Linked DNA regions of Homo sapiens: region 1 is linked to region 2. A link is a contact called in ENCODE Hi-C or POLR2A ChIA-PET data. All regions are on one chromosome and are shown on one strand. Each heading gives the region's core, a stretch centred on a gene start or an enhancer-like site at or near the end of the contact. The rest is flanking DNA. Distances are from core to core; before and after follow the strand shown.

Evidence for each region. A loop is a pair of places that touch in the nucleus more often than their neighbours do. ChIA-PET counts read pairs that join two places held with the same protein, here RNA polymerase II (POLR2A). Pooled maps may share reads with other maps.
Region 1: a loop to region 2 is called in a pooled map, with 7 times the contacts of the local background. The contact joins the promoter of PPP3CB-AS1 here to the promoter of TYSND1 in region 2. A Hi-C loop is called at or near these places in 1 of 50 pooled maps. POLR2A ChIA-PET finds 5 or more read pairs at or near these places in 2 of 52 experiments (CD4-positive, alpha-beta memory T cell and activated T-cell).

The regions. Positions count from the first base shown.
Region 1 is chr10:73,494,345-73,497,044 of GRCh38, reverse strand. It overlaps PPP3CB-AS1 (PPP3CB antisense RNA 1), which reads right to left and starts at 1,293. Exons shown (of 5, transcript NR_132104.1): 1 at 1,228-1,293; 2 at 562-903. PPP3CB (protein phosphatase 3 catalytic subunit beta) reads left to right here and starts at 1,021. Exons shown (of 14, transcript NM_021132.4): 1 at 1,021-1,240. The coding sequence starts at 1,156. RefSeq lists enhancers at 815-1,004, 1,495-1,954 and a silencer at 1,085-1,434.
Region 2 is chr10:70,145,298-70,148,083 of GRCh38, reverse strand. TYSND1 (trypsin like peroxisomal matrix peptidase 1) reads left to right here and starts at 1,384. Exons shown (of 4, transcript NM_173555.4): 1 at 1,384-2,663. The coding sequence starts at 1,498. It overlaps SAR1A (secretion associated Ras related GTPase 1A), which reads left to right. Exons shown (of 7, transcript NM_020150.5): 7 at 1-795. RefSeq lists silencers at 1,613-1,922, 2,253-2,482 and an enhancer at 2,073-2,122.

The DNA of each region.
Region 1 (2,700 bases), core at 44-2,543, 3.3 Mb before region 2:
AGCTTGTGGGTTCCCTTTTTGGAAAAAATCCATTGTTGGGTCTTTCCCTTCCTCTTTTCCTGGGGTCTCAGGATAGAAATTGACACAAAGAAGAGGTAGAAAGGTACTCCTTGGACCTTCGGACTACTACTTACTTACCACCATGCATTATGAACAGATTCTGAGCACATGTATTATTGAGCAGGAGGATGGGCAGGAATTGGTTGTTCCATCCCACTTGGATCCTGCACCATCAAGATATATAGAGCTTAGTGGATATGCTGGTCCCTGTCCATGATTCAACATATCTCCTGGTGTCGTGGACACACTCATCTAATAATTTTTGATGAACAGTCAGTTCTTGCCCCTCTACCCCCTTTCCCATGAGTGTCAGTCACCGTGGTCTCTATAAAGGTTCCATAAGTCACCTGGGCCCAGATTCTGTGCATGTGCAGAAATAAGGAATTAATTTCCAATTCCCTATTTACTCCTCTGCCTTCCAGGAGGAGGTTGTATCCTTTTCAGGTGAATTCTTCAGATTCTTTGCACATCTCTTGGTGTCATCCCCTTTATTCCCCTTACCTGTTTTGACAAACTATGGCGCCTAAATTGCTCTAGCTGCAGTCTTATTCTGTGCTTTCAGACTCTTGACAATTCCAGACTCTAAACACAAAGGCCAGAATTCTCTTTCAAACTCCATTTTGGATGGTCCCTTCTCCACTCTAGAACCTACAATGCTTCCTCTATTCTCTGGTCCCCTACCAACCCTTCAGTATTCAGATCTGGTAGCTAAATCGTTATACATTTCTCTATTAGTAGGAGATCCTGAGGTTTAATCACGTCTTCTCAGTTTACTGGGAATGCCATGAGAGCGGGTGTGTTTCCTCGCAGTCGTTCGATCGCAGCACCTCCTCATTCTTCATTCTGCATGCAAAGAATTTTAACCTGATCCCTTGGCCTCGTCCTGTTTCTCTCCTAGCTTCAGTAATTTTGCCCAAGTCCCTAGAGCCTACCCCGCCCCCACCCCCGCACGCGCAGTGCATGCCGGTCTTAGCCCCTCTGTAGGGAAAGAGGGTCCGCCATGTTCCCCGGCGGCGCCGCCGCTTGGCTCTGGTAGCCGCCGCCCCCGCCCCCAACCCCGCCCGGCCCAGAGCCTAGCCGAGCCCCGGGCCCAGCATGGCCGCCCCGGAGCCGGCCCGGGCTGCACCGCCCCCACCCCCGCCCCCGCCGCCCCCTCCCGGGGCTGACCGCGTCGTCAAAGGTGAGAGGTGGACGAAACCCTGGGGGCCTGGCCTGAAGAGCTAGCTGTGTGTGAGGGCGGGCGGGAGACCGTCCCCTCGGGAGTGGGCCCGGAAGGGCGGGCGAGTGACTGGCTGCCTCCCTTGGGGAGTGGCCCCTGGGCGGGCCCCTGCTGGGCAGGGCTGAGTCGGTGGCAGTGGTTCCGCGGTCTCCCGGTTGCTTTCAGGCCGGGGCGGAGGTTTTGCTTCCGTGGCTTCCTAGCCCAAGGGGTGAGGCTGTTAGCTGCAGTGAGCCCGTTTTCTCTTCACTCGGCCTGTCAAAGCGGCGCAGGGGCCGCGATTAGCTTCCTGCCCCGCGACAGCTGCACTTCTGGCTTGCCGGGGCGAACCGAGGGGCTCGGAGACCTTCAGCCACGCGAGGCCCGCCAGTGAGCAGTCAGAAATCACCTCGGCTTTGGCCCACGCCTGCTCCCCGGTGACAGTCGTCCGCCCTATCCGCGTCTAGCTGGCGACAACCGCAGGGGTTCACTTTTGGCCGTCAGGTGCCACCCGGAGCAGAAATTAGGGGAACCTTGTGGGATTGGATCACGGTGAAGGGTCGGGGCAGGAATTGGAAGGCCAGCCTTTATAGTGCAGAAAGGGAGAAAAAGCAGCATAAACGAAAAAAAAAATTCTTGTGGATAGCAAGTATTTACTTAGAAAACCATCAACACTTTGGTCAAAAGGAGTTACCCCTCCCTTACAAACACACACCCACACATTCATCCTAGACGAAAAAGTTAAATGTTTCTCAGCCAGGGCAGAATTTATGGATGTTTACCCACAACAGGTCAGCAGATTAATTTAAAATAGAGAAATTGAGGGCTAATTGAGAGTTGCTTAAGATTCCAAGCTTCCTGGGAGAGCCTACCAACCTCAAACACTGCTGTGGAGGTGAAAAACAATTGAAATGATTCTCTTTACCATGTAGCTTGATTGATAAATTGAAATCGTAGAATGAACTTTTCCTTATTTGTATTGTATTTATTTTTAAAATATAGGTACTTTTGTTTTCATTCAGCTTCTCAAATACACTGGCACAGTATTTAAACACCGTTAGCCTACTTTTTGAAATCTGACTCATATGTTTCCATTAAAATATTTAAAAACAAGGAAACCTTTTTTCTTTTTTTTTTTTAATTAAAAATTTTCAACCTGAGCCTTCTTCGGTTCTTAAAAGAATAATACTAATTTGGCCTGGCGTGGTGGCTCACATCTGTAATCCCAGCACTTTCGGATGCTGAGGCAGGCGGATCGCTTGAACTCAGGAGTTGGAGACCAGCCTGGGCAACATGGCGAAACCTTTTCTCTACCAAAAATACAAAAAATAAAAATTAGCCGGGCATGGTGGCGCGCCCCTGTAGTCCCAGCGGATCGGGAGGCTGAGGCACGAGAATCACTGGAGCCCGAGAGGCAGAAGTTGCAGTGAGCCGAGATTTGCGCC
Region 2 (2,786 bases), core at 135-2,634:
ACACGGTGAAACCCCGTCTCTACTAAAAATACAAAAAATTAGCTGGGCGTGGTGGCAGGCGCCTGTAGTCCCAGCGACTGGGGAGGCTGAGGCAGGAGAATAGCGTGAACCCAGGAGGCGGAGTTTGCAGTGAGCGGAGATCGCACCATTGCACTCCAGCCTGGGCGACAGAGCGAGACTCCGTCTCAAAAAAATAAATAAATAAATAAAAAATAATGTGTATTTTATCAATTCAGTGATAAAGCAGACCTTTGTAAACTGTCTAGCTTGTGGTGACTGATTGAGGGTATCATGAAGCTCCGCGCCCCCCCACTCCCCGACATACTCGTTCATCCTCCTCTGTCCTAAAGCGTACTTCTTTGGAAAAGTAGAGCAGTTTATGTTAGTGTACACTAGAGATGGTAAACTATGCCTTGTGGGTCAAATCGGGCCTGCTGCCTGTGTTTGTATGGCCTGTGAGCAAAGAAAGGTTTTTACATATTTAAATGGTTGGAAAAAATATTTAAAGAATGCTATTTTTGGACACAAAAAATTGTATGAAATTAAAATTTCAATGTCTGTATCTTTTTATTGGGACACAGCCACCGCCATTCCTTTAGCTTTTGTATGCAACAGCTGCAGAGTTGACTATTTGAGACAAGTTGTATGGTCCCCCCAAACTGGAACTGTTTCCATTCTGGCCTTCTACAGAAAGTATTTGGACCCTGGCCTAGATAAATCCTGGCTGGTGGTTATGTTATGTGAAATGTGCACACTGTAAAATATAGGCCTGTATGATTAAAATTTTTGATTTCAGCTACTGTTCATAGTCGATTTAAAGGGCAATTTAATTTACAGCAAATCCAGTTTCTCGGAGATTTGTGTTGGGGCTTTGGCAGCAAAAAAAAATCCTAGGAGTAATCTTGAGAGTTCCATGCCCCCTAGTGGATTGCTATAGGGTTTACTTTTAAATTTTCAAAACACTGAATTGGCCAAGGATTTCCTTGGTCCATATTATCCCAAGGGTCAGAGGCTGAAGGTCGCCTAGACCTGGGCAGATGCTCACAGGTACTGTCGTGGCCTGGGCAAATCTAGGCACGTCAGCGCTCATTTCTATTCCCTTTCCCACATTCCAGCAAACGAGACTAGGCTTGAAGGGACCCACCCTCCTCTCCTCTGATTCCTCGTGACGCCGCACTCCTCTTACTCTCCCCGGGGCTCATCCGGGGGAATGGGGCAGATTATGTCCCACCGGTTGGACAAACTAACGAGGGCGGGGAAAGGAAAAAAAAAATCAGAATAGGAAGCCAATCAGAGCTCGGTACAAGCCCAGCCAATCGGGTCGGGTCAATTGGGGCTTAGCCAATCGGGCTCGATGAGGAAGACGTGAGTCAGAGCTTGCGCCTCTCGCTTCCAGCTGTGGGTGGCGCTAGGCAGCTTCAGCCGGACCGGGTAGGGGTCCTCGCTCGCTAGCTTGCTGTTTCTCGGAGAAGCTCCCGAGTGTCCGGCCTAGAGGCCATGAGAAGGCAGTGGGGGTCTGCCATGAGGGCGGCCGAGCAGGCGGGCTGCATGGTGAGCGCCTCCCGGGCCGGACAGCCCGAGGCGGGCCCGTGGAGCTGCAGCGGGGTAATCCTGAGCCGTAGCCCGGGCCTGGTGCTTTGCCACGGGGGCATCTTCGTCCCCTTCCTGCGAGCTGGCAGCGAAGTCCTGACCGCGGCCGGCGCCGTCTTCCTGCCTGGCGACAGTTGCAGGGACGACCTGCGCCTGCACGTGCAGTGGGCCCCAACGGCCGCGGGTCCCGGGGGCGGCGCGGAGCGGGGCCGCCCAGGGCTGTGCACGCCCCAGTGCGCGAGCCTCGAGCCCGGCCCACCTGCCCCGTCCCGCGGGCGTCCCCTGCAGCCCCGGCTTCCTGCTGAGCTGCTGCTGCTGCTGAGCTGCCCGGCCTTCTGGGCCCACTTCGCGCGCCTCTTCGGGGACGAGGCAGCGGAACAGTGGCGCTTCTCGAGCGCGGCGCGGGATGACGAAGTGTCGGAGGACGAGGAGGCGGATCAACTGAGAGCGCTGGGCTGGTTTGCGCTGCTGGGCGTGCGGCTAGGCCAGGAGGAGGTGGAGGAGGAGCGCGGGCCAGCCATGGCGGTGTCGCCTCTCGGGGCCGTGCCCAAGGGTGCGCCATTGCTGGTCTGCGGCTCCCCTTTCGGCGCCTTCTGCCCCGACATCTTTCTCAACACGCTGAGCTGCGGGGTGCTCAGCAACGTGGCCGGCCCACTGCTGCTTACCGACGCACGCTGCCTGCCCGGCACCGAGGGCGGCGGCGTGTTCACCGCGCGGCCCGCGGGGGCGCTGGTGGCGCTGGTGGTGGCGCCGCTCTGTTGGAAGGCCGGCGAATGGGTGGGCTTCACGCTGCTCTGCGCCGCCGCCCCCCTTTTCCGCGCCGCCCGCGACGCGCTTCACCGCCTGCCGCACAGCACCGCTGCCCTGGCCGCCCTTCTGCCGCCAGAGGTGGGCGTCCCGTGGGGTCTGCCCCTCCGAGACTCCGGGCCCCTGTGGGCAGCCGCGGCAGTGTTGGTGGAGTGCGGCACCGTATGGGGCTCCGGAGTGGCTGTGGCACCCCGCCTTGTAGTGACCTGTCGGCACGTGTCCCCTCGGGAAGCAGCCAGGGTCCTGGTGCGCTCCACCACCCCCAAGTAAGCCCGCAGGGCTGACGCCACTTCATCCCTTTCCAGGTCTCAGATCTGGGTCCAGCCCTAATACTCTTGAGTATTGTGCAGGCCTTTCTTGTGTCACGCGGATGCTTTGGGCGTGTAGTG